Regions from separate parts of the Homo sapiens genome. Here region 1 is linked to region 2. Evidence: chromatin contacts called from ENCODE Hi-C or POLR2A ChIA-PET data. All regions are on one chromosome and are shown on one strand. Each heading gives the region's core, a stretch centred on a gene start or an enhancer-like site at or near the end of the contact. The rest is flanking DNA. Distances are from core to core; before and after follow the strand shown.

Region 1 (7,059 bases), core at 4,040-6,539, 120 kb before region 2:
GTTTGTACATTGAACTGATTTGTTTCTGTGCCATTTCCCATTAGTTTTTGTCTTAGGCAATTAGGGGAAGGCAAATTATTTTTACTCATTTTAAATGTCAATATTACATATGTTACAGGATATGTAATGGATTTTCCATTCTATAGTCTGTGATTTTTTTTTTCTAATGGGATTGCCTGAATAAGACAAAATGTTTTTAAGTTAATTTGTTATATTCATTTGTGTGTGTGTGTATGTGTATATATATATATATATCACACATATACACGTATATATAAAGATTTATATCAATTTGTCATTTTTGTTGTGAAAATGTGATGCACAAAATTAGAATACTTTCATAGTTTATGTCTGTTCACTTCCATTTGTTTTTTTCCCTTCCTCTGCTTTTGGCCCTTCCATTTGGTGTCATTTATTTCACTCTTTTTTGCCAACCTTCTGTGAGGAACTTCACTGGGATATTTTGTTTAATGCTCCTTGAAAGCATCGGCTGCCCTAAAATTGTCTTTTTCAGAGAAGGTCTTTCTTTTTTTTTTTTTTTTTAAGTCCTTAGCTCTGTAGAAAGAAGGGGGAAAACTCCTGCTACACCTTTACATTCCCTTATTACCAAAACGAAATATTTACCAAAACAATAGCACAAAGGAGTTCTAGGAGTTGTTTTTTTTTCCAAGAGAACTATTTTATTTATTTTTTATTTTTTATTATTATTTTTTTACTTTAAGTTCTGGGATACATGTGCTGAATGTGCAGCTTTGTTACGTAGGTATACATGTGCCATGGTGGTTTGTTGCACCTATCAACTCGTCATCTAGGTTTTAAGCCCTGCATGGATTAGGTATTTGTCCTAAGGCTCTCCCTCCCCGCCTCCCCTCACCCCCAAAGAGGCCCCCATGTGTGATGTTCCCCTCCCTGTGTCCATGTATTCTCATTGTTCAACTCCCACTTATGAGTGAGAACATGTGGTGTTTGGTTTTCTATTCCTTTAGTTTGCTGAGGATGATGGTTTCCAGCTTCATCCATGTCCCTGCAAAGGACATGAACTCATTCTTTTTTTATGTCTGCGTAGTATTCCATTGTGTATATGTGCCACGTTTGCTGTATCCAGTCTATCATTGACAGGCATTTGGGTTGGTTCCAAGTCTTTGCTATTGTAAATAGTGCTACAAGAAACATACATGCACATGTGTTCTAGGAGTTTTTTTAGGCAGAGAAAGGTTATAGGTGTGTAAATCATATGCTGTAGGAATTACAAAGTGCTGTCACTAACATCTCAAAAGAAAATGTCAAAGTAAGACACCAAAGAAACTTGCAAACAAAAAACAGAATATTGCTTTGACGTTATAACCAAGTTTTGCCTGGCTATAGTATGTCTATTATAATTCTGGCATAAAATATACGTGGGTCAAATCAGTGTTTCTGATGTCATTGTGTGATATCTTAGGTTTTTGTTTTGTCTTTTTGGTTTTTATTTTTGCTTTTTAGTATCTAATCTTCAAGCCCTTCTAATTATATAGAAGTCAGATAAAAATTCAGATTGGTGAAGTTCTCTCTGGTGAAGACAGTGTGATGACTCACATTTAATTGGGCCCTCACTGTTTTCAGGTATTCTGCTAGATACTTACTTCATCTTCACAGCAATCTTGGGAGCCGCTTAGCTATTGCCAGTTACTAGATGAGAAAGCTGAGATGCAAAGAGATTAAAAAATTGGCCGAGCTGACACAGATAATAAGTAGCAGACCTGGAATTCAAACCTAGGTCTCTCTGACCACAGTATCTGTCCTTCTCCCACTACACCATTTTGTCATTTCCAAGCATTCTGTGTCACTTCTTCCTAAAGGGGTACTCACTAATTGAATTTTGGGGTCCATCATTCTATGGTTGTACATTTAGTGTCCCTGCTTCCATTCATTACAAGCAGACACACACACACATGTGTGCACAGAGTATATCTAAGCACTCAAATTTTCTTGCCCACACTTAATTCTCTATCATCTCCACTATCCTCAAAAATTTTAGTAAATGTTTATTAAGCTTCTACTCTGCTCTTGGACTAAGTCCTGGATATTCATACATTTCAAGACAAAAACAGCAGCAGTGACAAAAAGCTTAACTCTGCTCTTACCTCAAGGAGTTAATCAAATAAGAACCAGACCTTTAAGTTAATATAACACAAAAAGATCATTGTTTTCAGGGACATGAGGCTAGGAGAAAGACTAACTCTGTCTGGAAGAATCAGGGAAATTATTAGCTAACACTTGATTAACAAGAAGGTATTTGTGGCAGGATTGGGGATCGGGGAGACAGAGAAAGAAAGAGGGAGAGGCCAGGCTCGGTGGCTTATGCCTGTAATCCTAGCACTTTGGGAGGCCAAGACGGGCAGATTGCCTGAGCTCAGGAGTTCGAGACCAGCCTGGGCAACATGGTGAAACCTCGTCTCTACTAAAATACAGAAAATTAGCCAGGAATGGCAGCATGCGCCTGTAGTCCCAGCTACTCCGGAGGCTGAGGCAGGAGAATTGCTTGAACCCAGGAGGTGGAGGTTGCAGTGAGCTGAGATCCTGCCACTGCACTCCAGCCTAGGCAACAGAGCGAGACTCAGTCTCAAAAAAAAAAAAAAAAAAAAAAAAAAAAAAAAAAAAAACACAAAAAGGAGAGAGGGAGAGAGAGAGATAGAGATCGAGGCTGGGGTATCTGCCTCAAGCAGATGGATCCACACATGCAAAGGCTGAGAGGCCAGAGCGAATTGGAGTGGTAAGGAAACTGCAGGTATTAGCCAGTGAGAATGATAGGAAAAAAGCCAGGAGAGGCGGGCATGGGCCAGATCATTCACGTGCTATAAAGTGTTTAGATGGATTCCAATGTCTTTAAAGAATTTCTCTAGGATATTTATTTTTATCTGTAAATTTTATAACTTCTTGATGGCCCTGATTTTCTTTAAGGATCATCTTCTTATCTCTGAGAACTCTTAAATCTTAATGGAATCTAACACATGGGAAAAATAGGGCTCTGTGGGAAGAAATTACAAGAACCCTTACAAAGTTATTCCCTCAAATTATACTTTTTTCTGGGTTTTTTTTTTGGCTTATGAAAATCTCTTTAATTGCAAAATAAGCTGAATAAATGAACTGCTTTAGCCATCTTGTATATTGAAATTGAAGAGAAGCACAAAATTAAAATATTTTTGTGTTTATAAAACAAAATGGAATAGAAGTATCAAACATGGTTCATTTTAATAAATAACAGAAACATGGCTTTGAGATCAGTTTCCAGGTTTTGTTTTCCCCGTGGGTAAAAACTTGAGACAGGCCGGGCGCAGTGGCTCACGCCTGTAATCCCAGCACTTTGAGGGGCCAAGGTGGGCGGATCACGAGGGCAGGATTTCGAGACCATCCTGGCCAACATGGTGAAACCCCGTCTCTACTAAAAATACAAAAATTAGCTGGGCATGGTGGTGCATGCCTGTAATCCCAGCTACTCAGGAGGCTGAGGCAGGAGAGAATCGCTTGAACCAGGGAGTCAGAGGTTGCAGTGAGCCGAGATTGTGCCACTGCCCTCCAGCCTGGTGACAGAGGAGACTCCGTCTCAAAAAAAAAAAAAAAACTTGAGACACTAATGAGCCATGGATTCACCCACACCAGTGTGTACTCATTGCCTCAACCATGAGACCTGCAACCTTTGTAAAAAGTGAGTGTGAGGACATTCACAGTAGGAGGCTGAATGCAAATACTGGCTTTCAGTAGTTTTAGTAATTGCAGTACTATTTCCACCTGTTTTGGCCCTGGCTGTTCAGGCATTAAGTTGAGAATAAAATAGATGAGGAATATTTAGTTTTATTCTCCAACTTTCCCAATCTAAAATGTTTATAATAAATACTTAAATAAGGATAAAAATCTATGAATTAATCACACGTCAAACAGGGCTTCATGTAGAGTACTGAGTTGAGTAGCAGTGCTGGTGCAAATTCTGTCTGTGCCACTTAGTAGCTATAACCTTGGGCCGATTATTTACACTTTCTAGGCCTGAGTTTCCATATCTATTAAATACAAATCTGTTTTTCAGGAACAGATTATAGGGATTGGTGATAATATTGGAGACAGGGAGTCGATGTAGGGTAATAGGTCAGAGTATGGGCTGTGTAGTCAGGATACCTGAGTTTGAATCCTATCTCTGCCACTTACTAGCTTTGTGACCTTGACCACGTTTCCTGACTTCTCTCTTCTCAGTTTCCTTATCTGTAAAGGGAGAGTGATAAAAGTTCATATCTCATAGTGATTATTACTTGAGTTGATATTTGTAGGGTACTTAGAACAGTGCCCGGCACACAGTGCTAGTTAACTGTTTGTTAAATAAATTGTTAGATAAAGCTCCTGGCACCATGTAAACACTCAATACAAGGTAGCTATTATTTGTATTCAATGTATAATTGATTCCCTGTGAAAACAAAGCCTTAAAATTTTAATAGCCATATAACCCTCTCGGCATGTTTTTTTAATTAACTAAGGCTTTAAAGCCTTATTAATACAAACCTTTTAGGACCAAGGAAAGTTTTTCACATATTCTCAATTGTCTCTGGTTGATGCAACTTAATTTTTTGCTGAGAGAGACCTTAAATGTAATTAGTATTGTATAATTAGCCTGATTAATCTGACCTGTACATCACGAGTCACTTGTCTTTAGCCCAAGAGGAATGCTTCCTTTCTGATTTGAGGCAGTGGCCCATCATTGCTTCTAGCAACCTTCCTACTTACTAGATGACCTTGAGTCAAGGTTTCTGTATATATGATTTCAGATTTGTCCCCTAGAACTGAAAAAGGGTAGGAGAGGCAAAGATAGGAAAAATATTTTTTAAAAATTTTTAAGTATTTTATTTTTATTGGGAAAATATTTATTGTAAGTCTTCCATTTGTTATCCTTCTGCCACTAGCATTACGTAAAAAGTAAAAAGAGCTTTACATCAAAAAGCACAATGAAACTTTGTATCCTTAAGTCCTACTTAGCATTCCACAGTAAGCTGGGAATATGGAAGATGGCTCAAAGGGTTTGGTTTGATTTGATTTTTTTTTCCCTCTTCATTTCTCTTCCCCTTCATTTAAGCTAAGGAAGATTATTTATTTGCTTCTTAGCTCATTGAACTCTCTGACTGGACAAATAGATGTCTTACATTGGTCAGCAGGATCACATTTCATCTCAACTGTGATGATTGTTCCCTTCCCTCCTGTCAGATGGGAGAGTGACTGATGTTTGGAAATGAACTGTGCAACTGACCTTTTCGTGCTGGTGGGCAACAAAGTATGCATTGACGTCAGTGTTGGCCGATCCACATTCAGTTTGTGCAATGGGTCAGCTTCATCTCTATCACTCTCCACCTCTCATTTGTCAGCTTTCATTTCCTCATAATTGTCTTCTTCACTCCTATTATAATTACAAAGGATGTGTAACTCTTCATCGAGGCTGGGTAGCTGAATTCTGCTGGTAATTTTAGAAACAAGGATAAATTTAACCCTAAAGCCATCTGCTGCTCTGTAGGAGGATTTTTTAAATTATAAATTAGACATTATAACACACTGCTGGAGATTAAAAATTGCCTCAGTGGTGTTGATTCCTAGAAATCATTTACTTTTCCTTAGCTTGAAGATTGGTTTTCAATGTTTTGTGTGCTTTTTTCCTGTTTTAAAAAAAAGGACTTAGTTTAACCTAACGATTTTCTTATTTAATCTCCTATTTAAATAAAAAACCTAAAAGTATTTAGCAAGTGTAATCTTTTGCAACAGTAAACATTGACAAACTGTTTAAATCTTATGTATATTTTTCACCGCCTCTGTTTTATTCTGTTTTCTGGCTAGTCAAAAAGTGGTCTGGAGACCAGCAGCATGAGCATCACATCAGAGCTTGTTACAAATGCAGAATCTGAGGCCCATCCCTAAATGTACTGAGTCAGAATCTGCACTTTAGCAGTTTCCCCAGGTGATTTATATACATGTTAGTATTTGATTTATTTCATTATTTCATTCCAACAAACAGAATTCTCCATTTTGTATTTGGTTCCCATTAGACAACAATCATCAGAGTTAGCTTATTTACTCTATGCAAGACCCTCTTATTCCTAAAACATTGTGCCTTTGCTAATGATGTTTGGGCACTGATAATTTATATAATTTAGTGATGACAGTGATAATGGTTTTTGTTAGGACCATATAGGTCAGTCAGTCAACTTTCAAAATACAGAGCAGAAAACAATAGCAGCTCTAGGGCTGTGTTCAGATATATCCTTGGTCTGCTGCGGCTGGTTAATTAAGTAAGAGACAGAGGACTCAGCTTTTGAGGCCTAGTTGATTTTCATGAGAGTCGATAACTGATCTGTAATTAAAGACTCTACCCCTAATCCTCTTCTATAAATATTTCAGGCCATATAGAACCCAGGTGAGAGAATATGAATACAAATTGGAGAAGACTAAGGAATCATGAGGCTAAATGCAATGTGGAATCCCTGAACTGAAAAGGAACATGTGACAAAACTCATGAAATGTTAAGTCTGTAGTTTAATTAATAGTAGTGAATCAGTGTTTTGATAATTGAAGCTTAGTTTTGATAATTATACTGTAGGTATGTAAAATGTTAACATTAGAGGAAGCTGGGTGAAGGGTATGGGGAATTCTGAATTTACTGTTGCAACTCTTCTATAAATCTAAAAGTATTTCAAAATTAAAAGTTTAAAAAAGTCAAAATGAAGCCACGTGGCATGGCATAAATGTTTTGTTTATAATAGCAAGCAGAATGTCTGAGGAACATAGCCATAGTTTTAGGTATTAACCTGCATATCACAATTAGAGAAGACATTAAACTAGAAAGATGTTTGCTTTCTAGCAGGGCTAGGCTGGATCTGAGTCTGGTAGAGAGAGAGACGAATGCCCAAGTGATTGTTTTCATAATGTTTTCCAAAAGTCAGATGATGATGTGGAGTCTTATTATTTTGTGTTGTTGCAAGACTTCTGTGTTTGTACAGTGGTTGACATGTGTATGGAATGCTGATGTTTAATGAAGGAATGAATGAATGTGGT
Region 2 (6,767 bases), core at 1,432-3,931:
CTTAGAAAGAGAGGCCTATACTAGCTATGCTGCGGAGGATGAGGCAAGAAAGTGTTGGAGGAAAAAGCTGAAGTAAGCACTCTAGTTACTACTGTAATATTCAGTTGTGAAGTGATAATGCCTTCTGATATTTCTTTCTTTCTAGACAGGGACTCACTCAGTCACCCGGGCTGGAGTGTAGTAGTGCAAATCACAACTCACTGCAGTCTGTGAGCCAAGATCACGCCACTGCACTCCAGGCTGGGAGACAGAGCGAGACTCTGACTCAAAAAAAAATAAAAAACAAAACTCACTGCAGTCTCGACCTCCCCAGGCTCAAGTGATCCTACTACCTCAGCCTCCTAAGTAGCTGGGACAACAGGTGCACACCACCACGCCTGGCTAATTTTTTTTGTATTTTGTAGAGTCAGGGTTTCACCATGTTGCCCAGGCTGGTCTCGAACTCCTGGGCTTAAGTGATCCACCTGCCTCTACATCACCTTCTGATATTTCTATGGCAGTGGGAATGAAGAAAGAAGAAAGGACAAATCTCACTTGTATTTCTTTTTTTTTTTTTTTTTTGAGACAGATTTTGCTCTGTCGCCCAGGCTGGAGTGCAGTGGTGCGGTCTCGGCTCACTGCAACCTCCACCTCGCAGGTTCAAGCGATTCTCCCCTGCCTCAGCCTCCTGAGTAGCTGGGATTACAGGGGCCCGCCACCACGGCTGGCTAATTTTTATATTTTTAATAGAGACGGGATTTCACCATGTTGATCAGGCTGGTCTCAAACTCCTGACCTCAGGTGATCCGCCCACTTCGGCCTCCCAAAGTGCTGGGATTTCAGGCGTGAGCCACCACACCTGGCCCTCACTTCTATTTCAAATGAAACCAGTGACACCAAGATTTCTAATTCAGTGAACTAAGGCTGCAGTAAAGAATAGGTTTGGGTGACATTGAGGAAAGATGATAACTTGTGTCTTACACCTAATGAGGTGGGAAGAAGCATGGGGTACTCAAGTACAGTCATGCGTCACTTAACGAGGGAGACAGGTTTTGAGAAATGTGTCTTAGATGATTTCATCATTATGTGAACATCATAGAGTGTATTTACACAGAGCTAGACAGTATAGCCTATGACACACCTAGGCTGTATGGTGTAGCCATAATAATCTTGTGGGACCACCATCAAACATGCAGTCTGCCCTAGATCAAAGTGTCACTGAGCAGCACACAACTGTAACTGAAAGAAGACCAATATGACTAAAATACTGAGTTAGAGAACTGTTTTCTGTTCCTACTCGTGGAACATTCCCTGTTGTCCCCTCATAAATTCCTACTCATCCTTCAGATTTCAGCTAAAAATGATTTCCTTAAGAAAGACTTCACTGACCTCTTAAACTAGGACAGGGCCTAAATTACATGCTCTTATAGCAACCAGTACTTCTCAAAACATTTTACAATTATATTCTATTAATTAATTGGGAAATTCATTGTAAGCTCCATAAAATCTGGGGCTGTGTCTATCTCATTCATTCTTCTATGCCAAAAACCTAGCACAGTACAAAACATACAGTAGGTCCTAAGTAAATGTCTACTTAACAAATACATGAAGAATGCATGAAAAAAAGGGAGAGGAAGTGAAGGAGGGAAGAAAAGGTAAAAGAGCAGAAGAGAGACAAAAAACAAACAGAGAGGGCCAAAGACCACAGATAAAGCTGAGAAGATGCCCGTAGCACTGGGCAGAAGAAAGAAGTGGAAGCAGCCAAGGATGAAGGGAACCAGAAGACAGGACATAGAAGAATCAAAGAAGTACACAGTTTTGAAAATCTGGGTGAAGAGTAGATTTCAAATGCTACAGAAACACTATGGGGATCTGAAGACTGAGAAAAGGCAACAGGAGGAATGGGTTCAATGGTTGTATCAAATAATTTTATCACAGTTTAGAATGCCATGTGGGGACAAGGAAAGAACTAATAGTCCAACCTCCTATTCTCAGTGACCTTCTCTGCTGTCTATCCAGCTGCCTGAGCCAAAGCCCCACAAGTCCTAAGACAGGAAGGATGTGAAGTTGCATTCAATCATCTATCAGCTGGAAATGACAATGACGCAAGTAGCTGTAAAAATAGAGATCTCTGGCAAGGGCCAACATGAGGTTCAGGGAACATCACAGAGAAACCATCTCCACACAGAAGACAGATCTTATTTCTCATATGTCACTGAAAATCCTCTGGTAAACAACTGTCATCATGAATCCTCTAAGAGTCCAAGGGGATAATGTGAAAGATCAATCTAAATCAACTGCCCTGTAAACTCCTAGGCAAGTGGGAGGATTAAAGCTGAAAAAACTGTTTAGACAGTTTGCCCACAGCTAAGTAAAATTTGGTCATAACTGAGACTATCCAGCAGCCACAATGGCTGACATATGTTATTAATTTAATACTTAGCTTTTAAGCAGCATTCAGAATGTCTTCCTTCCAAACACATAATAAATTCTGATTCATCACATCTCCTCAAATCCCTCTGTGAGCAACTGCAGCAAGGCCCAAGCCTTCTTATAGCTGAACCTTGTAAGCTCTGTGAAGGCAAGAACTGAATCTGTCTTTATAAGCACAATACACCTGGTGCCTGGTACAGTACCTGGCATATCTCAGGCAGTCAAAAAGTATTTGCGGAAGGAAAGAATGGTGACCAGCCACACCAGGATGCTGGACAACTTCCAACACCACGCTGTTCAAAACTATGACCAGCTTATTTGTAAGTGCCAAGAATTTCTTCCCTTAGCTTCTAGCCCCTGGAGGACAATCTATTTCCTCCATAATACCATACAATAAAGATCACATCATATCGTAATAAATCTACTAAACAAAATCAAGGTGCTGGTGTCTGGTAAGGGCCTTCTCACTGTGCCATCAAAATATATGACTCTATTCAGATCCATGACTGCATTCCTGCTATTGGGAAAGGGATTACAGAATCCAAAGGAAATAAACAGAAGAATCACACTTAAGAGCAACTGTCTTAGTCCAATCTGTGTTGCTATAACAGAATATCTGAGACAGGATAATTTATAAAGAAAAGAAATTTACTTCCTTACAGTTCTGGAGGCTGATGAGTACAAAATCAAGGTGCCGGCGCCTGGTAAGGGCCTTCTTACTGTGCCATCTCATGGCAGAAGGCAGCACATGGCAGAAGGGCAAAGACAGGGCAAGAGACAGCAAGAAGGGGATGAACTCATTGTTTTACAAGGCACTGACTCTCGAGATAAACCACTCCGGCAATAATGGCATTAATCTATTCATGAGGGCAGATGTCCCATGACCCAAACACCTTCCATTAGGTGCCACCTCCTAACACTGACAAATTGGGGATCAAGTTCCCAATACATGAACTTTGGGGGACACAAACCATAGCATTAACTCAAATTCCCAATTGGTATTTCTTGCCTTTCTCAATTCACAGACAAGATGTTAGAGATAATCAAGTCCAGTTCTGCAACCTTCCAGAACTTTCTGCATGTAAAGAAGTTCTAAGATGTTTTTTGACTCCATTTTAGCCACAACTTTTTTACTATAAAAAATACAAATGTAGGGCCAGGTATTGTGGCTCACACCTGTAATCCTTTGGGAAGCTAAGGTAGGAGGATCACTTAAGGCCAGGGTTCAAGACCAGCCTGGGAACATAGTGAGACCCTGTCTCCAAACACGCGCGCACACACACACACACACACACACACACAAGCCAGGTATGGTGGTGTGCACCTGTAATCCTCATTACTCGGGAGGCTGAGGTGGTAGGATTGCTTGATATCAGGAATTTGAAACTGCAGTGAGCTATGATTGCACAATTGCACTCCAGCCTGGGCAAGAGTGCGAGACCTTGTCTCTAAAAATAAAATTTTTTAAAAAGTAAAAAGAAATCCTATTGCATATGCTCTACATATTTGAAAATGGATTATCAGTATTTTTTTCCTATAAGGTCCTACTTTCATGCTCTGTATTTGTACAAGATCAAGTGGGCTTTTCCCCTTCTGCTCCACGGGAGGCTTCTGTCCTCCTTGAGCTCACCTTAACACACCTGCATTACTGTTTGACAGGTGTACTGCCCCAGTCAAACATCCTACTTGGCACTGTCCCCAGAGCAGCACCAAAAGCCAGAGCCCCTTGGAGATCATCCCCAACCCCTGGGGCCTCCTGCTTATTCTACATTTCTCATGTCTCTCTACCATGCCAGACTAGAGTCAAGCTCGACAGGGTCTTCTTTTCCCAATGACTCCGCCAAGCCCATTCCCTTGGCTGTAGTTTTGCTGAATCATAGGTAGGAACAGTGGGAATCTGTTCTTACAGAAATGGTCCACTCATGTGTGTCACTAATGAGATGACGAGGCATTTGGCTAAGAGTCATAGTGACTTCCGCTGTTTCCCCAGGCTTCTTTTTTTTTTTTGAGATAGAGTCTCGCTCTGTTGCCCAGGCTGGAGTACAGTGGCACGATCTCGGCTCACTGCAAGCTCCACCTCCCGGGTTCACGCCATTCTCCTGCCTCAGCCTCCTGAGTAGCTGGGACTACAGGCGCCTGTCACCACGCCCAGCTAATTTTTGTATTTTCAGTAGAGACGAGGTTTCACCGTGTTAGCCAGGATGGTCTCAATCTCCTGACCTTGTGATCCGCCTGCCTCGGCCTCCGAAAGTGCTGGGATTACAGGTGTGAGCCACCACGCCCGGCTACCCAGGCTTCTCTGAATTTCTTCACTTTGACATTCAGAGCACTGGGCAGAAATCACACTGCATTAATACCCACTTGAGGGACTTCGAGATAGATACAGGTTATATCAACAAGCACCCATAAAACAAACATTAGAAGTGGCTAATGCTCCAAAATGACAGCAATAGAAAAACAGACTATAATAATGCTCTGTGCTGGGCCCAGTGGCTCAAACCTGTAAACCTAGCACTTTGGGAGGCCAAGGTGGGCAGATTGCTTGAGCCCATGAGTTTGAGTCCAGCAATGGGCAGCAGGGTGAAACCCCTGTCTCTACAAAAAATACAAAAATTAGCCAGGCACGGTGGCACGTGCCTGTAGTTCCAGCTACTCGAGAGGCTGAGGCAGGAGGATCGCTTAAGCCTGGGAGGTCAAGGTTGCAGTGAGCTGTGTTCGCACCACTGCACTCTAGTCTGGGTGACAAAGCACAACTCAGTCTCAAAAAAAAAAAAAAAAAAAAAGGCCAGGTGCTGTGGCTCACACCTGTAATTGTAACACTTTGGGAGGCCAAGGTGGGCAGACTGCTTGAGCCTAGGAGTTTAAGACCAACCTGGGCAAAATAGTGAGACCTCGTCTCTACAAAAAATACAAAAATTTAGCTGGGTGTGGTGGTGTGCACCTGTAGTCCCAGCTACTCAGGAGGGCGAGGTGGGAGAATCACCTGAGTCCAGGAAGTTGAGACTGTAGTGAGCCATGATCATGCCACTGCACTCCAGCCTGGGTGACAATGCAACACCGTCTCAAAAAACAAAATAAACAAACAAAAAAAACAGGCCAGACACAGTGGCTCACGCCTGCAATCCCAGCACTTTGGGAGGCTGAGGTGGGCAGATCACCTGAGGTTGGGAGTTCAAGACCAGCCTGACCAACATGGAGAAACCTCGTCTCTACTAAAAATACAACAAATTAGCTGGGCACGGTGGCACATTCCTGTAATCCCAGCTACTCAGGAGGCTGAGGCGGGAGAATCGCTTGAACCCGGGAGGCGGAGATTGCAGTGAGCCGAGATCACACCATTGCCCTCCAGCCTGGGCAACAAAACTGAAACTCTGTCTCAAAAACAAAAATAAAAAAGAAGCTCTGTATTTTCTGCCTCCGACTAAGTGCTCTTTTTATTTAAATCTAGCTAATATTTTCATTTGCATCAGGAAATGGGACCGCTGAATATTCTGCCTCTAGCTCTGTGATTTAGGGAAGTAGCTTAACCTAGGCTCAGAGATTTTACCACCTTTCCAAAAGGTTTGGAGTGCAAACCACTAAGATCCCTCTCAACTCTAGAGAAAGCAATTCCTCAACTCTAGAGAAAGCAACTGTAGAGAAAGCAATTTCCTCACAATTGCAAATATACTCCCCTTTGCTGATTCTACTCTTCTCTAAACTACTGCTGCTCATCATTACATACATTTCCATATTAAAAGCCCTGTGCTGGAGGTAACAAATATACAGGATTTGCTTTTACACTGCCAAGTCTTGAGCAATTAGAAAGTCTATGTCTTGCTTTTAGTACTGAACACAGTTACATTTGTGACTGAACGTGTCACAAATGGCAAAGGCAAAATAAGATCATTCAATTCTCTCAATTTGTTGATGTCAAGGAGCTATTTAAAGCCAATGTTAAATATGGAAAGGTTACAGAAATTTTGTGGGCTTACATGCCTGAAAAATTCTGAATTTTTACAGTGCTTCTTCATCTCTAAGAGCTTTAGCAATATAAAAAGTCTGACTTGGGAAAAGGTCACATGTCTTATCTACAGAGCCTAGATCACCACACAGATCTATCCTGAAGTTAGGTGATGGTAAATAAAGAAAGCTCCAATGGTTGTTTCCCTTCCCACTGTTCACATTCCACATCACCAATCAATTGTGGCACTCTTCCACTGAGCTTGGATTCAATGTCATCATGCTCTTTCATCCCAGGCTCCAGTAAGCCACTACCAATTGATGAGAGGTGTTATGTGAATTGCAACTATTTGTCCCCCTTGTGAAATCAGTACATAAGGGTGAACACCCAGGATGGTGGTACTGCAACTCAG

The links. Hi-C counts contacts between places; a loop is a spot of excess contacts on that map. ChIA-PET counts read pairs that join two places held with the same protein, here RNA polymerase II (POLR2A). Pooled maps may share reads with other maps.
Region 1: POLR2A ChIA-PET joins it to region 2 with 10 read pairs in AG04450. The contact joins two enhancer-like sites. A Hi-C loop is called at or near these places in 4 of 50 pooled maps. POLR2A ChIA-PET finds 5 or more read pairs at or near these places in 2 of 52 experiments (AG04450 and H1).

The regions. Positions count from the first base shown.
Region 1 is chr11:111,689,747-111,696,805 of GRCh38, forward strand. The region is part of intron 4 of SIK2 (salt inducible kinase 2); the gene reads left to right. It also overlaps a transcript of PPP2R1B not described here. Among named protein-coding and RNA genes, the nearest start is that of PPP2R1B, 73 kb to the right of the region's middle. RefSeq lists an enhancer at 2,876-3,389. Within about 2 kb of position 5,290, at least 3 of the 41 ENCODE cell types and tissues checked have a DNase peak (open chromatin) inside an H3K27ac peak, as active enhancers do.
Region 2 is chr11:111,817,235-111,824,001 of GRCh38, forward strand. All of the region lies in intron 13 of ALG9 (ALG9 alpha-1,2-mannosyltransferase), which reads right to left. Among named protein-coding and RNA genes, the nearest start is that of ALG9, 51 kb to the right of the region's middle. Within about 2 kb of position 2,682, at least 12 of the 41 ENCODE cell types and tissues checked have a DNase peak (open chromatin) inside an H3K27ac peak, as active enhancers do.